Linked DNA regions of Mus musculus: regions 1, 2 and 4 are each linked to region 3. The links are chromatin loops, found by intact Hi-C in ENCODE. Cell type or tissue: left cerebral cortex. All regions are shown on one strand. Region 1 overlaps Creb1 (cAMP responsive element binding protein 1). Region 2 holds the start of Mdh1b (malate dehydrogenase 1B, NAD (soluble)). Region 3 holds the start of Creb1 (cAMP responsive element binding protein 1). Region 4 overlaps Dytn (dystrotelin).

The links. Hi-C counts contacts between places; a loop is a spot of excess contacts. Peaks named below come from ENCODE experiments on the same cell type or tissue, not always from the same donor. Only the 100,000 strongest peaks of a DNase experiment are listed, where the experiment ranks them.
Region 1: a loop joins it to region 3, with 2.1 times the contacts of the local background. A loop is called at or near these places in 3 of 42 quality-filtered maps.
Region 2: a loop joins it to region 3, with 2.1 times the contacts of the local background. A loop is called at or near these places in 2 of 42 quality-filtered maps.
Region 4: a loop joins it to region 3, with 2.5 times the contacts of the local background. A loop is called at or near these places in 4 of 42 quality-filtered maps.

Annotation. Positions count from the first base shown.
Region 1 is chr1:64,595,480-64,600,479 of GRCm38, forward strand. Creb1 (cAMP responsive element binding protein 1) reads left to right here. Exons shown (of 9, transcript NM_009952.2): 9 at 1,755-5,000. The coding sequence ends at 1,899. Among named protein-coding and RNA genes, the nearest start is that of Mettl21a, 20 kb to the right of the region's middle. In left cerebral cortex, a CTCF peak has its summit at 2,866; no DNase peak of the experiment used is centred here.
Region 2 is chr1:63,727,991-63,732,990 of GRCm38, forward strand. It overlaps Mdh1b (malate dehydrogenase 1B, NAD (soluble)), which reads right to left and starts at 2,328. Exons shown (of 11, transcript NM_029696.4): 1 at 2,281-2,328. The coding sequence starts at 2,302. Fastkd2 (FAST kinase domains 2) reads left to right here and starts at 2,635. Exons shown (of 12, transcript NM_172422.3): 1 at 2,635-2,701; 2 at 3,410-4,231. The coding sequence starts at 3,497. In left cerebral cortex, a CTCF peak has its summit at 2,426; DNase peaks (open chromatin) are centred at 2,382 and 2,609; H3K4me3 peaks cover 1,600 bases; H3K27ac peaks cover 811 bases.
Region 3 is chr1:64,531,536-64,536,535 of GRCm38, forward strand. It overlaps Creb1 (cAMP responsive element binding protein 1), which reads left to right and starts at 1,269. Exons shown (of 9, transcript NM_009952.2): 1 at 1,269-1,485. In left cerebral cortex, a CTCF peak has its summit at 2,723; DNase peaks (open chromatin) are centred at 1,315 and 2,085; H3K4me3 peaks cover 3,692 bases; H3K27ac peaks cover 2,763 bases.
Region 4 is chr1:63,656,768-63,661,767 of GRCm38, forward strand. Dytn (dystrotelin) reads right to left here. Exons shown (of 15, transcript NM_001081658.1): 9 at 4,372-4,483; 10 at 2,103-2,248. Among named protein-coding and RNA genes, the nearest start is that of Dytn, 28 kb to the right of the region's middle. In left cerebral cortex, CTCF peaks have their summits at 1,422 and 2,972; DNase peaks (open chromatin) are centred at 1,424 and 2,991.

The DNA of each region.
Region 1 (5,000 bases), 64 kb after region 3:
GAGATTCGCTTTCTCGGGTCGGGACTGGGGAGCAGATAGTTTTGGCACAGGGTCAACTCCAGGTCCCATATGGAAACCAATGATCTGGGTTTCTTATCCTTCCTGTCCGACTGTTATTTTTAGATTTTGTGGTGTCCCGTATTTCTAGGATGTCTTTTGCCAGGAATTTTTAGATTTAACATTTTCCTTGATTGATCAATTTCTTCTGTCCTGTCTTCAAAACCAGAGATTACCTCATCATCTTTGCATTCTGTTCATGTGACTTGCTTCTGTGATTCCTGTTCAAGTTTTAAAGGTTTTATTTGCAGAGTGTCCTCAGCTTGGGTTCCTTTATTCTGTTTGCACTTTCAGACTTTGAGTTGTTTTATCCCTTCCATCCCACTGCTTGTTGTGACTTCATGGGAGTCTTTAAGGGATTTGTTCATTTCTTCTTTAAGGCCCTCTATCATATTAATAAAGGCTATTTTAAAATCGGTTTCTTGTTTTCGGCTCTGTTGCAATACTCAAGGCCTGCTCTGGTAAGTTTGCTGAGCCCTGCTGGATACATTGTCCTAGCTGTTACTATTTTTATGCTGACATCTAGGCATCTGGTTTGAGAAGAATGTAATTCTAGGTGTTGATATCAGATCTTGTGTTTGTGAGCATGATTTATTCCTTGGTTTCTGTTGCTCTCTGGTTCTTTGGAGAATGTGGTTACTCTCTGTTGTTACTCTTTGTTGTCTGGTGGGACATTCTTCTGGGATCTCACACACAGTTGATCTATGATGGTCCTGGAGGTGGGGTGCACAGGGAAGAGCAAAGCAGGGTGTTCCACCAGGATCTGCTCAGACCCCTGGGAGTGAGGCCAGAGTGAGAAGTTACAAGTAGTCTTCTACAGAGTTGGGGATGAGACTCGGGGACAGACTTGGAGGAATACAGGAAGAGGTGAGGAGATGGGCGCAGGAGGTGGCACAGAGGCCTCAGAGGTAATCTACATAGCTATGGATGTGACTGGGGAATTGGTTTTGGAGGAGAGAAAATATAGGTGAAGATCGGAAATTAGTCTGCCTGTTTCCCTGGTGAGAGTGGCATGCAGATTCCTAGGGAGTCCCTGTTGGAGTTGGGGTCTGAGATAAGGCAACGAGTTGGGGGGGCCGGAGGAGGGAGGTTAGAGGTGTTCAAGGAAGAAACCTCTGCAGGTGACACGGGATTGGATTTGGAGGGACAGAGGGAAAAAAAGAGAAGATCTCCACTTAGCCTCCATCCTTCCCACCAACTTCCATTTTTGAAAGTCTTTCATTAAATCTGGAGCTCAAGGATTGAGGTAGGCTTTATGGCCAGTTCATTCCATGGAGCTTTCTGCCTTCTGTCTGAGCCCGTTGTGGGCTTTTATCAGGGTGCTAAGCATCTGAATCCAGTCCACTGCTTGTGCGTTGGTACTTTACCTACTGAGCTATTTTTAGGTAGTTGGAAAAGATACATTTTTTACCTAGTGCGTGTACACATGCATGGGAGCAGATAAGTAAAGAAGAAGCAGTAGGTTCTCACCATCAGCCATGTGGGGTTCAGGGGCTGCGCTCAGATTGTCCAGCTTAGCAGCAAGGGGCATTACCAGTGTGCTGCCGCATCAGGCAATGCCAGTATCATTTCCTGAGCATTTCTTGTATAATACTGAACGTTTGCTTATTTCAGCTGTTTCTCTAGAAAACATTCTGTTCTAAAATTAGTGGAATGGAGTTTATGAACATAAATTTTTTTGTGTTTTTCATTTTTAGGGAGGCAGCAAGAGAATGTCGTAGAAAGAAGAAAGAATATGTGAAATGTTTAGAGAACAGAGTGGCAGTGCTTGAAAACCAAAACAAAACATTGATTGAGGAGCTAAAAGCACTTAAGGACCTTTACTGCCACAAATCAGATTAATTTGGGATTTAAGTTCTCTCCTGTTACGGTGGAGAATGGACTGGCTTGGCCACAACCAGAAAGACAAGTAAACATTTATTTTCTAAACATTTCTTTTTTTCTATGCGCAAAACTGCCTGAAAGCAACTACAGAATTTCATTCATTTCTGCTTTTGCATTAAACTGTGAATGTTCCAAAAACTACTTCCACTTCTGCCCTCAAGAAATGTGCAGCGCCAGGAATCATGAAGAGACTTCTGCCCTCCGTCTCCACCACCCTCAAGAAGTAATCATTTGCTTATTTGTAAATTGTTGGGGGAAATGAGGAAAATGAAATCTTGGCTTTCTTATTTTTGTTTTAGGTTTGTTTTGTTTGTTTTCTTATTAATGACTTCAAGGTTTGTTGAGCTCCATGATTGCCTTAGGGACAGTTACCCAGCCTGCTGAGCTGACGTAATGTGTGGGCCACACAGGAAAGTAAGGAAGGTGCAATGAAGAAGTGTTGACTGCCAAATTAATGTTTTTACACTTTCATTGTGAATTATGTCGAACTATTAAAAACATCCTTTAAATAAGGATATTAGTGTGGTGTTGGGAGTAAACTTTATATGTATGTTCCTTTCTTCAGCACTGACAAGTTGTCCTTGGTGCTGAGAAGCACGGTATTGGCTACAGTTCCTCTGTAGGGCAGTTGTTGCTTCTTCATTCAGTTCTGTGTGTTCAGCAGTTTGAATACATTAACAGAAGTAACCAACTGAATGGAAAGCATGGTTTTGAATTTTGAGTTAAGTTAAAATCATACTATAAAGCTTATTCTGGTGAGTACTAAGTCTTAATGAGTAGGTGCTGGCCAGGAAGCTAACTCCTTGAGTTATACAATAAGGTGTTTAATAAATAAAGACTTTTGTCCTTGCTTTCCGAATCCTCATACTGTCACTCATTTACCTAGTCCACTGCTGCATTTACACTGTGCAGCCAACAGGAGCGTTTTCAAGATGTCCAGCCAAAGTGATGGAAAGTACTAAATAGACAACCTTTTCTATAGTCATATTTTTATCAGAGAATCTCTTGGGATTTTTTTTTTTAAATCAAAGAAGTTACAAGGATGTGATTCTAAAACATTGTGTTAAATGCACACAAGAAAAGTAATTTCCTTCAGACATTGGAGTGTGTGCTATGGTACAATATTTGGCAAACACTTTTTTTTTTCTCCTAAAAAAGGTGGTACTGCTTTAACTATCCAAAAGCTGTTCTGTTTCTGAAGATGTTTCTACTTACATCCTTACCTATAGTCTACATTTATGTGTAACATTGTTTCTGATAAGACTTAGTAATAACTCATTTTTTTTTTATTAAACCTAATAAAATCTAAGAGTTACCTCTTTAAAAGACAAATATGAGGACAGTGGAGGCTGGCATGTTAGGTTACTTCACGTTTGAGGAAGAACTCAGACTCAGAAGAGTGTCTTATATTTGCTTTGGGATATTAAGAAAGTTAATATTAATATCAGTATACGTATGAGCGGGAACTGTTTGGCCCATTTCTAAGCTAAGACTAGGTTGCTATCTGTAAATGTTCTACGTTGTTTATAACAAACCATTGTCTTTTTTCAAGGATGAACAGTTTGTGAAGGACATGATTCTAGGAGTTGAGTGATGTAATAATCCTTCTGTCTGGACAGTTCACCAGATTCTCCAGAAGGCTTTCAAACGGCTAAAGTTTGATCTTTGTCCTGCTGAGCTTGCTGGGAAGGAGATAGCATAAAAGCTGTCTGTGCTAGCAAGTAGATGTATCATTTGCTAAACGTGGTGAAACAAAAAGGAAGCAGAATCACAAATCTGTCAACAAACTGGAATTACTTCACATTAAGTCAGAATGTCAGATTGAACATTTTAAATGTCACAAGTGGAAAATTTGCCTAGCGTGCAGAAGTTGTAATCTCTAAGTGTCTATCTTCAAAAGTCGAGGTTTTCTACATAATGAGGAAACAGGTGGTCTCCTTAACCCTTTAGAGACCAAGGCAGTCTCAGCCATACTTCCTAGTTGGATGGATATTAATTTACAGAGGCCTGGGTCTTTATGCTTGGAGCATGACTGTACTAGTTTGACACCAGTTACTTGATAATGTGAGAAATATATGGTGTTGTGAAACCTGACTTTGAAATTTCAGTTCATACAGAAAGAAATCAAAGCCTCTTTAATGCAAGCTGGATTTTTTTTTTAACATGAGAATGAGAAAAACAAAAACAAAAACTTGTTTTTGAGCTATGTGGAGAATCTTTATTAAGAAAATGACATAATTTTTTAAAAACTCTTATATCCAAAATTGTATGTGGCCACATTATCGGTAATGTTTTCTCTTCATGTTGGCCAAAAGGGAATGGAACTGTCATAGGAATCTGTACATATGCTACTGATTTGCCTAGAGAATAGAAGTTTGGTACTGCTCACTTTGCATATATATAGTGGCACTTTTATCTATAGGGCAGATTAACTCTAATAAAAATGAAATGGGGATAGGTTTATTTTTGATATATTACTCTTCTGAGTTTTCAAGCTTTGATAGTGTTTAACTGAAAAATGGTTTAGAAAGGGCTAGATCCAATATGTTCATATTTAAAAAATTGATATGAGATACAATTTAAGTTCTTTATCAAAAGCAAGTACCATATTAGCAACCATCATATTGTCCTAGGTGCTGTGCTTGTTTAGATGGTATAGTGTGGGTGGGGACGTGGCATTTTGTAATATATGTGTACATATATACATACATACAGTATATCATCTAAATGCTCTGAGAGCTGGTATGTCAGGAATGCTGAGTATTATAGCGTATTGAGGTCCGGTGAGATTCCACTTTGCTGTGCTTTCTCCTGCATCTCTTCTGGTGTTTCAGTGACTGTTTTACTCCAGCACTCACAACTGGGTTTTCTCTTTTCTTCCAGTTTTTTATTAGGTTTTTGTTTTGTTTGGCTTGATGCTTTTGAGTATGTTACCAGTCACTTAAAAACTCCTAAACCCCAAGCTCTTTTCCCCCTGCTTTGTTTCTGGCAGCTATAAAATTGGTAAGAACATTTTGAAAAAAGGTTTTAAGAGAATTGTTTCAAGAATCATTTTGGGC
Region 2 (5,000 bases), 800 kb before region 3:
GTCTACATAGCCAGGTTCAAATCAGCTAGGGGACATAGTGAGACTTTGTTAGAGAGAGAGAGAGAGAGAGAGAGAGAGAGAGAGAGAGAATACTGTGAGATGTAGATTATTAAACATATTCTTCTGATAAAAGTTCTTTAAATGAGTCCAAGTCTACCCAGTTACCCATAAGCTTAGGTGTGTAACTTCTCCTTTATTTCTCATAGTCATTCAGTGAATTACACATCTTCTCCAACATATTTCATCTTTCAGATCATTCCTCAGTCTATTTGCTTTTCTCCCCACAAAGCAGCTCTTTTTGCATGATATAGCTCCAGCCTTCTAACCAGCCTCTTGTTGTATCCATAACTCTCAGGGAAGATACAGATTTAATGGCCTTATCCCTTTATAAATAACCTTCTAGGTAGTTTTGCTAAAGTCTCACATACTGAATGTGGCTCAGAAGAATCCGAATCATCTCATTTGTCCTCAGCCTAGGATGCTTACATCCTTTCTTCCCTTACATCCTTTCTTCCAGCCCAGTTAAACTCATTTCAAATGTATGCTTACCAACCACTCTCAATTATCGTCAAATGTGGCCAAGATCTTTAGCAAGACCTAGATACTGGGACCGTGGCTTCATGCTTCCCCAGCAACTGCACCATCAAGGGCAGCTCAGGCTCTTTCAGAAGAGCTAGGGGTTCAAAGATACTACCTGAGTGCTCTGCGTTTCCATTCACAACCATATATGATCTTTATACTCACACTCCAGCTCTACTCCCTATTATCCACAGTAAATTTTTCTGCTTCTTCCCGAGTCTTCTCTGCTTGGTAACTGTAGTTGTTCAGGCATCTATTTAATCACTTTTCCCTCTGGGAAGCCCTTGGCTAGGTAGACCCTATACCACTGTCTTAGGGTTTTACTGCTGTGAACATACACTATGAGCAAGGCAAGTCTTATAAAAACAACACTTAATTGGGGCTGGCTTACAGGTTCAAAGGTTCAGTCCATTATCATCAAGGTGGGAACATGGCAGTATCCAAGCAGACATGGTACAGGCATAGCTGAGAGTTCTACATCTTCATCCAAAGGCTGCTAGTGGAAGACTGACTCCTAGGCAACTAGGGTGAGGATCTTAAGCCCATACCCACAGTGGCACACCTACTCCAATCAGGTCACACCTCCAGATGGTGCCACTCCCTGGCTCAAGAATATACAAACCATCACAACCACTGTTTCCTCCAGAACACTGACCTGTTACTGTTATATACAAAGTGTCCTGAAAGTTTTTACTGTATGTATTCCCACCATCCCGTTTTCTAGTGCTAAAAAAAAAAATATTTATCTGAATGTATAGTGAAGCAAAAGATGTACTTCCAAAGGGATGGTAAATTCCAATTGTGTAATAAAGAAGTGATTGTGGCCAAAATAGTTTGTATAGGAAGGCCAAAGGAGAAGCCAGACTGAGTGGAAGGAAGGATAGAACAGTAGGGAGCTCTTTTAAGATACTTGGTGAAAGAAGTGGGAGTGGGTGGGTGGGGGACTTTTGGGATAGCATTAGAAATGTAAATGAAATAAATACCTAATAAAAAATAATAATAAAAAGGAAAAAAAAGATACTTGGTGAAAGAAGAGGAAGCAGATACAGTCAACAGCCTGTTCCAGTAAGTAGTGGTGTTGCTTCCAGCTGTCAAGATGGTCTACATTAAAAATGTAGACGAATTGACACTTTGACATTATTTTTACCTAAATTCGTTAAATTTTGTTCAAGATTTAGTACAAACTTTTGTTGTTGTTGTTGTTTAAACTAAATATCTAGTTTATATTTTGTAATTCTAACCCAGGCCCTGCGACATTCCCACATCCAGGTCCTCCATTAGACTACAGATCTTCTAGCTCTTTGCCTTTATCTGGAGGTTGGTTTCTTTAATAGCTTAGTTATTTCCTTCTCTCCATCCATTCCTTATGCTCCTTTTCCCGCCAACCCCGCCGAGGCCTGTGCAGTTGTCCATCATTACATTAGTCACAGCAGATCAGAGGAATTCCTTATACGTTTTGTACCCCTTATACGTTTTGTGGGAATTAAAACTGGCCAAGGGCAGAGGTGGGAATTTTCCCCAACGTGTCCCCATTGCTCATCTGACTTTGACACATTGCCACTGTGTATCAAGCGTCTTTAAATGAATGCCTAGAAAGCCTGAGATGATCCTTCTAAAGGATGGGGCTGAAGAACAGAAGCCAGTTAACAAGGCTGACCACCCATGGGAAGAGATCTGTGGGCTTACTAGAGAAGCACTCACCCGCGATCACAAATTTGGCCATGATTTCTAGCAAGACCTAGAAACTGGGACCGTGGCGTCACGGTTTCCTGGCAACCGCGGCGGGTACTAAAACTGGCGCAGGCGCGTTCAAAAGAGGCTGCACCGCCAGGGGCTAAAAGTTCAAAGTCACTATTTGAATGTTTTGAGTTTCCATAAACAACAATAGATGAACTTTATAAGCTCCGTGTTTTCCTAAGGCTCTCGCTTCTATCTTTTCATCAGAGAATAGAAACTATTCTTTCTGGAAGGTTTTCCTCCCTATTTGCACATGGCCTCCGCGGTCGCTGAGAACCGATGCTTTTTGACTTATAAAAGAATCCGTAATACGTCACCAGACGCGCCGCTTGAGGAGGAACTGTCATGGCTGCGCCTATGTGTAGTCACGGGGTTCTGTTCGAAGGTGAGTGGATGGCAAGCAGAAGCGGAATCGCGGGCCGGATCGTACTTGTCTTTTTACCTAGGGGAGAAAAGTTTGGGAAGTGGCCTGGGTCTTAAGTTTAGGGCAGTGCTGGGCGGCCCATTTGCGGAAAGACACCGACTCCGGTTCCGGGATCTTGATGAACCTGGCTGATTGTAGATTCTCAGGCGGGAAGGACATCGCTTTTTTTCTTTAATTCCGTCCCTAACCAAGACCGACCTGTCCGAGTACGTTTTCTTAACAGTTCGCTTTTGGCCAATGCAAGATGATCTGAAGTGTCCATCAATGATACAGTTTTCAGTGAAGGCCTCCAAAGTAGTGTTAACAAAGTTCTCCTTAGCCGATATTGAACACCTACACAAGACATTCTTATCTATCTTTCTGTCTGTCTTATCTATCTTTCTAGCTGTCTATTTCTATCTCTCAGTTTACCTACCTATCTATGCTACTTTATCCACATTTATTGATTGACTGATTGAAACTACTTTATCCACAACTGCTAAAGTGATTGACCTGGGTACTTTTACAAAGATGAAATAAACGTGGAGGAAGCATACCGAGGACATGTTCCATTTTAATATAAAACTCTAGCGGCTCGTCGGTGCCCATGCAAGCCCCTGTTAGATGCATTTCCCTTATTTAAGCAACAGTTTTTAACCATTATTTCTTTTATTTACCTATCCTCTACAGGACAGTCCACAGCATGTGCTCTTTTTTAGAAAGACGGCAACTTGCGTTGCATCTTGGGTATTTGAAAGTGTGCCAATAGATAGCAGAATGAATAGCAAAGCACGTTCCTTGTTATGGACCATCCGACGATTCAGTACGTTACTTCCAAGAAGCAGAGCTTTGAGGATAGATCCATTGGGAACTTGCAGACCAGAGGTTATTCATTCAAAATGGAACCCAAGAAACCATCGGCTAAATGTTTTTGATGAGGGATTGCAACCATCTGTTAGATACCTCTTTCAGGATATATTTATTTCTAAATCAGTAGATGGTTGTATTCAAACTAAAGGCATAAGCCATTCAGCCGTTTTTAAACCTGATAGGCTGCTTTGTCCTAGAAGACTGTCCTTTGATGCAAAACATTCTTTTGTCTCTGATGGGACATCTGATCATGATTTAAAGAAAATAAACTTTCATCATACCTCCAGTGAAGATGTGTTCACCAAGAAAGTAAGACCAACCCCTGTGAATTATAAAAAGCTAGCCCAGGAGTGTAACTCTCTGAGTGATGTGCTGGACACATTTTCAAAAGCACCTACATTTCCTGGTAGTAACTATTTCTTAGCAATGTGGATAATTGCCAAAAGGATATCTGAAGACAAGAGGCGCTTTGAGAGACAGCTGATGTTCAGTCACCCTGCCTTTAACCAGCTGTGTGAGCAGATGATGAGAGAAGCCAAGATTATGCACTATGACCACCTCTTGTTCAGCCTTAATGCTATAGTGAAGCTGGGAATCCCTCAGAACACTCTTATGGTACAGACTTTGCTGAGGACGATTCAGGTAAGTCCAAAGAGACTTAAGTGTGGCTGTACTGCGTTTAACATGGTTTGAAGGAGCTCAGGGGATGTAGGTGTGTATAGCTTCCTTAAAAGACTATCAGCAGAATGTATGTTTTAATGGCTAGGAGATCTTAAGTTAGATCATTTCTTTTGCTTTGGAAATTTGTGAAAACCTGCCCCACCGACCTTCTCTAGGGTTAAGTGGAAATGAAGAGAGATGCAGAGAAAGGTTGAGTAGTTGAAGGGAGAATGGATGGGAGGTAAACTAGCGGATTTTTTGTTTGTTTGTTTTTTTACATAACCTTAATCCTATTAGTAGAATTAAGACTAGGAAACAGATTTAATGGTTAACAGCTAGTGGATTCCTTTATTTATATACTGATTATATATTGGATGTCAACCATGTACAAGGTACCACATTTACCAGTTGTTATAAAAGATGTAACACATATTTTCTTATAATCATGACCCCTACAATCTAAACTGGAAGATGTATTTGTAGGCAGTTACAGGAGTGGTGGCCACATTCCATTAATGACTCATGCTATGTTGAGGGCACTGTGCTGAATACTCAAGAGTGCAGCTATCAAAGCACACATAGATCTCTCAGTGCAATGAGTGAGTGAATATAGGGTCTTATGAGAGTGTGTAATGGGATTTCCAACCTAGTTTTGGTCTTCAAAACGTGGAGATAAGATATTGAGAAAGACACTAAAGTCAGTGTCCAAGAAGCAGCTGGTGTTTTGTGAGGATTAATTATGAAGGGGTTG
Region 3 (5,000 bases):
AGATGCAAAACTACATAGACAGGAAGACTGTGACAATTCAGAGCCACTGCAAATGGAGAGAGACAGTAAAAGACAGGTGGAACTCGGAAAGGAGCTTAAGGAGGAAGTTTCTATATTTTATTTATTGCCCACACATACTACTGTGATGTAAGTGCTGAGGTCAAAGGACAACTTATGGGAGCTGGTTCTCTCCTTCTACCACGTGGGTTCTCGAAATTGACCTTAGATTATCTGGCTTGGTGGCAAGGGCCTTTATTCATCTCACCAATGCCACAAGAGTCTTCTTAAAGAGAGGAAGAGACGTTAGCATGCTAAAAGTTCTGGTTAGAAACAAAAGAAAATTAAGCTACTCTTCAGTATAATGTCCTTGGGAAAGCGGGAACGGCTAGGACACACGGAATGAAGGCAAGCTCAGTGTTATAAAACGTCAACAAGGGCTGGCGTCCAGCAGGAACAAAACTATAGGAAGAGGGCTGAACGGCACAACAACAAAAGGTGAAGAACTGGCGGTTAGGGGCAACTCAGAGAGCAGTTGCGGTAGCTTTGAGGCTACGGAAGTCACACTGTCAAGTTCTGGGGTGCAAACGGTGGAAGCCACGCCGCAGCAGCGTGCCACCGCTGCAGAAAGGGCTGAGAAAAGTCAGCACAGGATGTCGCGGGCAGGTAGGGTGGGGATCTGTTTCAAGTGTTGAGAGCAGCATGGCTGATCATTTCTCCAGCCTCAGAGGGAGGACGGTACCCAGTACCTAGGGGCTCTGGCTGGCCGCAAAGCGGAGCTGAATCCCCACATGCCACCTGTGCCATAGCTTTCTTCCCAGCAAAGAACCAGCTCCGGCCCGGCAGACTCCCCTGGCCGGTAGCCGGCGTCTCCAACCTTCCAGCGCCGTCCGCGCGGCTCTGGGCCCTCGCGGCGCGTCAAAGTTCCCGGGCGGTCTGCTTCCGCCGCAGGATCAGACCGCGCGGGGGTTTCCAGCAAGTCCCCGCCACCCCGGGAATCCCCACACCACCCCAAATCTGGCTACACACAAACCCCGCTTCCTCCAAATCTCCTCAGCTGGCGTCCGAAGCCTCCACCCGCCACAGTGAGGCTCGGATCGTGCCTCCAGAGCGGGTCTCAAACCGCCTACACCAGCTTCCCCGGTCAACCCCTTCGCAGCGCCGGGAAGTAGCCGAAGGCCTTCGGCAGGTTCCGCCAGTAGCGCGGGGGCGGGGCCTGTCGAGCGGCTCCGGGTCGAGCTCGGCTGTTTCCGTGAGTGGCCGCTGCGCACTCGGCACTGGGCGGCGCTGGCTGGCTCCCTGGCTGCGGCTCCTCAGTCGGCGGCGGCTGCTGCTGCCTGTGGCCCGGGCGGCTGGGAGAAGCGGAGTGTTGGTGAGTGACGCGGCGGAGGTGTAGTTTGACGCGGTGTGTTACGTGGGGGAGAGAATAAAACTCCAGCGAGATCCGGGCCGCGAACGAAAGCAGTGACGGAGGAGCTTGTACCACCGGTAAGAGGAGCAGGAGGAGGAGGCAGGAGCCGGAGAGAGCCGGGGGGACAGAGGGGGGCCGGGGAGGCGCCGGACACCCGCGCTCGGGGCCTTCCCCTCGCAGGAGGGGCCGCGGTAAAGATGGAGCCTCCGCCCGAGCCCCACAACACCGCCGCCGCTCGCAGCGAACAAAGAATAATGGCGGCGGACTGGAGCCAGCGGCGGCCGGGCGGCAGCGACTCTGCCTGCAGCCAGCGGCGGCGCTCATGGCGGGGGGCGGCCGGGCCGGGGCGGGGTGCGAGCGAGCGGGCGGCCGGCCGCGGCAAGCTGGCGCCCGCGTTCCCGCCGCCGGGCCGGGCCGGGCCCGGCCGTGCCGGGCGCGGAGCCGGAGCCGGCGCGGAGCGGAGCCGCCCCGGGGGAGGCCGCCCGCCGCCGCCCCCCGTTCCTCGCCGCCGCCGCCCGCCTGCTCGCACGCTCGCTCGCCCCGGCTGTGCCGGGCTGGCCGCCCGGGCCGCCGCCTGGGTGCCCGTGGGGGGTGGAGGAGGAGGAAGAAGAAGGAGACAGTTGAGGGCAGAGGAGGTGAAGGTGCTGCCGCCTTCGCGGCGGTGCCCGCTCGGCGAGCCGCAACGTCCGACCTGCTTTCCTCTACAGCGCTCTTTGTGCAATAAAGTTCGAAACCCAAGGTTTTCTCTGGTGCTGTATTTTATTCTTGCCCCTCTCCCCGGCTCCCACGCGGTCGGAGAAAATGCTGTTTTCTGCCCTAGGCTGTTTTAAGGGTTTGGGGTTTTTTGTTTTTGTTTTGTTTGGTTTGTTTTTGTTTTTTGTTTTTTTTTTACTATTTCCCTCACCCCTCGGCTTTGAAGATGAAGAACGAATCAGTAGTCCTGGGAATGCATTCTTTTGGGAAGGAAAGAGGTGCTAAGAAAACATACATGTAATAACTTTTTGCAGAAACTGTTGGGATCTTGTAAAAGGGAAGCTGGTGCTTGAAAACAGTTTCGGTTTTAACCCTTTCCACTAAGATAATGATCACTTGAGGTCAATCATTCTGAAACCCTTAGAAATTATCGAAGGGGAAATTAGTATTAGCGAAGGTACTTTTCGTTTTCTGTCATTTGAAGGGAGGCAGTCTTGCCAAGGTTTTTTGAGTCATCCGTATCTCCCCTTAGCCTCTGCCATGCTCCTCACACGCTTCTGTCTGAACTTTAATGGAGGATTGATATAATTCTCACTCTAAAAATAGTTATTGAAACTATCCATTATTTGTATATTGCCGTAGGTAATCCCAGCCTGAGGTTGATGGCAGTTTAAGCCAGCAGGGGTTGTGGTGTTCCTTTTTTTCCTTCACCTAGAACATCTGCAAAGGGGACTGTCAAAAGTCATTGACACCTTAAAGATCCAAAGACATTTTTAAAGGGCATTGCAGTATGACCTATTTAAACCTGCCATATCTTCTCAAAGTTAAGAGTTTGATCCTAGCCTCAGTTTTGCACCACATCTGCCTTCAAAAGATCTAGCACAAAATACCTTTGGGCCATCTATTGAAATCTTGTGCCCTGATGATCATTTCCCAATTGAAAAGCAAAGCCCAAAATTTTAGTTGATTTGAAAGGTGCACAGTTTTTTATATATTTGGGGGGGGGGGTTGCTTGTTTCTTTTACAATACAACCAGTTACTGTACCATTGAATTGTGATTGGTCCATACAAGGCTTTTGGTTAGGAATAAATATTGATTGGTAATAGAACCATTGTGTTTGATTTTTTTTCTATGCGTCAGGACTCTGAAACTTGACAAGTTACATTGCTAGTCTTTAGCACTCCAATTTGCAATTGTTAAGAAAATTAAGATGCAATAGAAGGAGTTGTTTCCATAGGGTTGAGAAGATGATTTTGTTTCCACACAGTGAAGACTCTATACATGGTAATGTTGATGATAAAATAGTTTTTTCAAAAGATTTTCTACAAGCCAATAGTGATGATACATGAGGATGATTCTTCCCCTGTGAGAATAAAAAAAAATTCCTATGTGTCCTTTCTTCAGTGTTGACCAAAAGATACTTTAGGTTTTATTTATGGGATCTTTTATGGAGAATCAAATTGATTCTCAGCAATTGCAAGTGAAACTTGGAACACTTTTTGTGTGCATTAATTTTCAAGCATTCACCTGGAACCTGACAATAAATTACAGTTCTCTCTTGCAGAGGTCAGTGAAAGTTCTAGCACGGTGTGCTTCCCTCCTCTTCCTCCTTCCTCTCCTTTAGTTGTTTATTTTTGATGGACCTATGTATTTTAGAAAGCTAATGAATTATTTACAAAAACTTACCTAATGAATACTAAGTGAGCATTCCTTTGGAATTTAAAACTAGTGTTAAACACTTTTGAACAGAATTTCACACAAGGGCCTGAAGAAACAGACCATAATATTCTTTTTTCCTACCCTCAGATACTCATAGGGATTTTAGTTTTCTTAGAGAAGTAGTTTTGTCACTTGTAAAGCCCTTGGGTTTGTTTTTTTAAATCTCATATGCCTTTTTTAAAACAATAGAGAACATTGTTTACTTGTGACAGTGCTTATACGATATAAAATGTTTATTACAAATACGTTAGCAGATACAGCCATATAAACTCACCTGTTATACATTCGTGTGAGCATCTTTCTTGCTGTATTACTTCTAGTGGTAGCTTCATTATTTTGAATAAATAGAGCTCAAATCTTAGCTTAAGAATATAATAGATATCAGAAAATAGATAATTATAGCAGTTTATTCCTCATGCATGTGTGAACTTGACTGCCCCGCTGAATACTTGACAGTAGTCACTGGTGATGTGAATATTTAACACATATAGTGATGGGCAGTACATTGAAAGATCGTCTATCTGGTTTGGGAAATCACGAGTGTGGGTTTGAAACTGCTAGTCTTGTCACATGCCTGCACTTGGGGAGTTTTGTGACCATGGGACACTGTCTGCTATCTCTGCCTCAGTTTCTTCACTTGTAAAGTTAAAATAATAGCATATACTCCTGGGGGTTTTGAGATAAATAGAAAGTACTTTTTCTAGGGTGAGTTTAACTGTTCATCTTAGTTTTTACCTCTTACCTTTGGGACTTCCCAAAGATGTCATAATTTCTCCAAACTTACTGTGTTTAATACAGTTGGCCAGAAAGACCAACAAATCCAACGAGGAATTTTACTGGTTTTATGCTTAAGGAACTGTTGGGAACAGTTATTTGTCATTTGAAAACAATCAAAGGAAAGAGAACACTCTTGGTGAGCTGAAAAGGAGTCTTTGTATTTTCAGTTTTGTGTTTTAATTATTTTTGTGGTTATAGTGTAAAACATAAGTTATAGCAACATATCCTATATTCTGTGTCATCCAGTGTTGCCCACATGTTTTCAGAGATGCTCTGTCCATATGCAAGTAAACATGTATGTGTATCGTCCTCTATACAAGCAGTAGCATACTATACAATCTGTCTTGAATTCTGTCCTCCCTTACCTGTTTGACACTCATTTCCCAGGCTACTTATAATGAC
Region 4 (5,000 bases), 870 kb before region 3:
GGGAGCAAGGGGGACTCTTTGCCTGTGATCATATTTGTGAAATTATAACATGCACATTCCTTTCCCAGACTGGTGACCAGTCAGAGTTTCTGAGTTCATGAATACCCGGACCAAGCTGAAAACTACATAATGCTATCTGGGGGTCTAGCCATATTTATTATACCTGGAGTAGATCAGATATAATACAAAGAGTTTAAGTGAATTTTAGTGTTGTACAGCCCTTGAAATCCCCTCTGTTGATCTTGTCCCCACAAATATTATGTTGAGAGAGTGAAAGACAGGCTTTTGTGCAATGAGGTGAAGAAAGTAAGTCACAGTAAAAAGGCCCCATGCTGCTGGATGAGGCCAAGGCTTCTCTGTCTGTTCCAGCTCCTAGCAAACTCCAGCAGTTTGTATTTTCCTTCACCCTGATTCTAAGAATGCACACTTGCTAATGCTCCTGAGAAGGATGCGAGCAAGCTATCAAAATGATGGCTTGTGGGGTTGGAGGAAAGCTCAGTGGGTAGAGTTGCTTGCCTTACACACAAGAGGCTCTCCGTCTGAATTTCAACCCCTCATTTAAATAGCCCAGTGTGAGGGCATGTACCTTCATCCCAGCACTGGGAAAGAGACAGAGGCTCTTGGGCTCATTGGCTGGATAGACAGCAACGTTATTTGGCAAGTTTCAGGCCAGTTGAGAGAGAACTATCACAAACAAGGGGAGGGGGCACTGGAGAAATGGCTAAATGGTTAAGAGCACTGGGTTCTTCCAGAGGACAGGGGTTCGATTCTCAGCACCCTGGCAGCTCACAAACATTGCAACACCAGTTTCATGGGATCCAATGTCCCCTTCTGGAATACATGAACACTGGGCATGCATATGGCACTGCAGACAAAACCCCATACACATGCAAATAAATAAATACAACATTTTAAAGGAAAAATTTGGACAGTGTCTAGAGAATAACACTTGAAGTTTTCCTCTGCCCTCCATATTGACATGTGATTGTGCCCCAAAACACATGGGCATCTGTACACATATTATATGAGTGTGTGTGTGTGTGTGCGTGCATATATATATATGCACACACACCCAAAAATTATAGTTTACATCAGAAGTGGTGGGAATACATCTGTAATTTCAGCACTGTGTAGGTGAAATAAAATGGGTGGTTAGTTAAGAGGCTAGCCTGGGTCACACATTGAATTCATACCAAAAAAAGCAAAGCAAGACAAGACAACAGAACACAATGTAATGATTATTTGGAGGTTAATGACAGGGGACGCTTTACCATTTAGGGCAGTCGAACAGAAGAATGAGAAATTTCATCTATAGCATAAGTCTGGTTTCACCGGTGTTGAAGTGCAAATAGCACTTGCAGAGCAGTTACTCAAACAATCTTCTAAGCCCCTGATGCCTTGCAAGAGCAATTACTTTCGTGGCCACTACGTGGCACTGTTGCCTCTAAGTTCTCTATAAACCTAAAGGCTGTAAAAAGTAATTGCATCTTTACCCTCTTCCCATCCTTGCCCTCCATAGAGGCCTTAGCTGAACATCTGCTGCTGGGCCTCACGAATGATCCAAACACTGAGAATTAGTAGCTGTTGAGTTCTCAGCCTGTGTATCTCCTCCTCCAAGGTTCAGGGAATATCACAGAAGTGGAAGCAGAAAGGATCTAAAAGAAAGAGAACGGGGTGGAGGGGTGGACCACCATCTTCCAGGCTTGCCACCGGTGACGATCTGCACAGGAGACCTGCTCAGGATTGGCCCCACCAGCATTTCGTGACCAGGGGAAGAGAGGTTCTGGAGACCCCACACCTCCCAGAGATTTATATATTCAGTTAAAGGTTGGAGGGGGGTGAGAAAGAAACAAACACGAAACATGAAAGGAGGAAGATATGAAAGTAGAAAGAGGACTCTGGAAAAGGAAAGGGGTAGCAGGACGAATAGGAGACAAGAGAAGGTAAAATGGCAAATAATGGTAAAATATATAAGTGTATGAAAATACTATAATAAACCCATGATATATAATTAACATACGGTAATGAAAATAAACTTAGAAGAGAGAAAACCTGTGGCTGTAATCTATGCTGGCTGTGTCAGCAGCACCCACACTACGCACCTGGCTGGCCCGTGGCTAGCTGAGTCCCTTGAAGCCAGCTGGTCCAGCAGCCACTGTCTCCCCACAGCTCCTACCCTCTGGCGTTTCTGAGGCAGGTTGTTTCTGAGACTCCTGAAGAGGAGTTTTGTATTCTCTGTTGCTGACATCTGTGGAAATGAACAATATTGAAAGGTGCCCTTGAGGGGTAGACAAGATGGCTCACTGGGTAACCTGACCACCTGAGTTTGACCCTCTATCCATATGGTGGAAAGAAAAAACTGGTGTCCACAACTTGTCCTCTGACTTCCACGTGTTGGCTGTTGGCACACATGCACACCCGCACACAAATGAATAAAAGTCATAAAATCAGGCCAGTAAAAAAAAAAATTAAAGAGCATCAGATCAGTTCAAGCCTGATCTTTCCTTATCCATTGGTAATGACCTGCTGCACTATCAAAGCTTTGCTAGCTATTTCTTCTATTGTTGGTGGTTGGGAAAAATAATCTTCCTTGCTCCTAGAATTTCCTCATACCCTTCATGTATAAACCTGCATGTAGCACAACTCTCCAGGCTGAATTCCCCAACTGCGTCAATAAATAACTGCTTCTTAAAGAGAATGGGGATTCTAAAAACTGTAAGAAGGGACATCGGACTGAGTTTATGGTTGCTAACATTTGGAGATGTGGGTTCCTTTAAGAATAAGGTGATGACTTGTGGATTCATGTCTAGGAACACCCTCCCCAGTTTGCTACTGTATACAATTTCAGTAGGTAGTGGGTGACCCTAAATCCACCCATCCTGCCCACCTAAGCAACTTCAGGGAAAAGAAACAACCATATTCAATTTGAGGACTCCAGTTCTTAAGAATAAAAGTCTATTAACAAGATGACCACACGGTGTCACTATAACACCGTCAAGTCGCAGGCTTCCAGGGCCAGAAAGGTATTCCGAAGCAATGAACTAAGTAAGGCAAAGCTGGAGCAGTTTAGCAAGGCTGTGTATGCTCCAGAGGAAACGTATTTGGAAAAATTCAGGCGCCTGCTTTTCCTGGATGGACTTTGATCTTGAAGAGAGAATCGGAAAGAACTGGGAAGCTGCCTTTGGTGAAAGCAATCCAACTGCAGCCTTCACTACAGTGATGCTGAGAGGAACTTCGTTGTACAGATTCACCCGAAATCAGTGGTTAAAAAAGACAATGTTTTCTCACTCCTCAGGCACCCCAACTGCCACCCACCCCCCTAAGAAGAGCAAAATGCTTTTGTATTTTTGTATTTTTCTTTTTTCTTAGACTTAAATGCACTTGCTGATTACTAATGATTTTCTTTAAAAGAATCGAGAGTTGTGAAGTTTTACTTTTTCAGCAAAAACCTAGTTAAGTTCTTTTTCCTTTTTATTCCAAAGGGAAAGAAAAGAGATACTTGAAATCTAGGACTCGGGGAAAGTCGTATTAAAGCCTTTACAAAGAATGACCACAACCAGAAGGTTTGCTGTGTCATCTCCAGCAAATCAACACCCTTCTTCTTCTTCATCCATTCCAGGTGCTAATGCCTGCTCCTTGTAACTTTGACAGATGTTTCCTAGTAGATAGCATGAGATCAATGGTCATAATGTAGCCCATTAAGCCTTTTCTTGTTCCCAAAAACATTTATAAAAACCTGAGATGTAAACAAAGCACATTTATGTTTAATCTCATGGCATGTATCAATCATAAAAAAAAAAAACAACAAAAGTCATTATGACTTTTTTCCTACAGTGCATACTACTATTCTGTCACACGGGAGCCCTTTTACACTGAGAAAAGTTGATGGTTAAGCCGGCCCTTTCCAGTGTCTTAAGTGTTAACTGAAAGAAGAAAAGTTTCTTTTTAATTAGTTATCTTATTTATGTATATTTCAAATGTTGTCCCCTTCCTGGTCTCCCCTTTGCAAGCCCCCATCCCATCTCTCTCTCTCCTTTGCTTCTAAGAGGATGCTCACCCACCCACCCATTCACTCCTGCCTCACTCCTCTAGTATTCCTCTACACTGGTGCATCAAGCCTCCACAGGACCAAGGGCCTCTCCTCCCATTGATGCCCGACATATGTAGCCGGAGCCATGGACTTATCCATGTATACTCTTTGGTTGGTGGTTTCGTCCCTGGGAGCTCCAATGAATCCAGTTAGTTTATATTGTTGCTCTTTCTATGGGGTTGCAATCTCCTTCGGCTCAGAAGGAACGGTTTTTAAATGTAATGTCTTGTAAGGACAGTAAGGGGGCAGGGAATTTTTTTCCACACTGCCTTAGATGTTACCTGGACACATTCCTCCATCACAGTGTGTGACTTCTCGTGGGAATTTTTGTGGAGACCAGATAAGAAACACAGCTCACAGATGTCAAAGTCCAGGCACTTTAGACAATGGTATCTGCCAATTGAAATGGAAGAACAGCTTATGCCACTTTCAGTAGGAGAGCAAACAGGTGATATTCAAGTAGAGAATGAGCACCCACAAACATACAAGGGGTGCCTTCTTGGCCTTGCAAAACTTTTGTGTAGCTTTGAAAATTAGTCAGCACACTTTAAGTGGGAAGGCACTCCCCTTTGTTACACAATGTACAAGATGGAAAAGACAAGGGTTTTTAATAAGGATTATTTGATGAACTATGCAGCACTGTTGACAGTTACAGGGAATTGTCTGGACAGTATGCTAATTACCCTTAAGTGTGTTCCTTCATGTTCTGAAATCACCTTCAGAGTTACAAGAAAGACGGCTGAGTGGATAATACAACTAGTTTGTTGATAATTTTAACAAAGCTTTTTCTACCATCTCATCTCAGTCTTCTATGACTTATTTTGTATAGAACATAAATGAGAACCCATCTATCTAGAACTTAATTCTTGTAGTAGGGACAACCTTTGATCCTTATGCCTTGTCTTCCCCA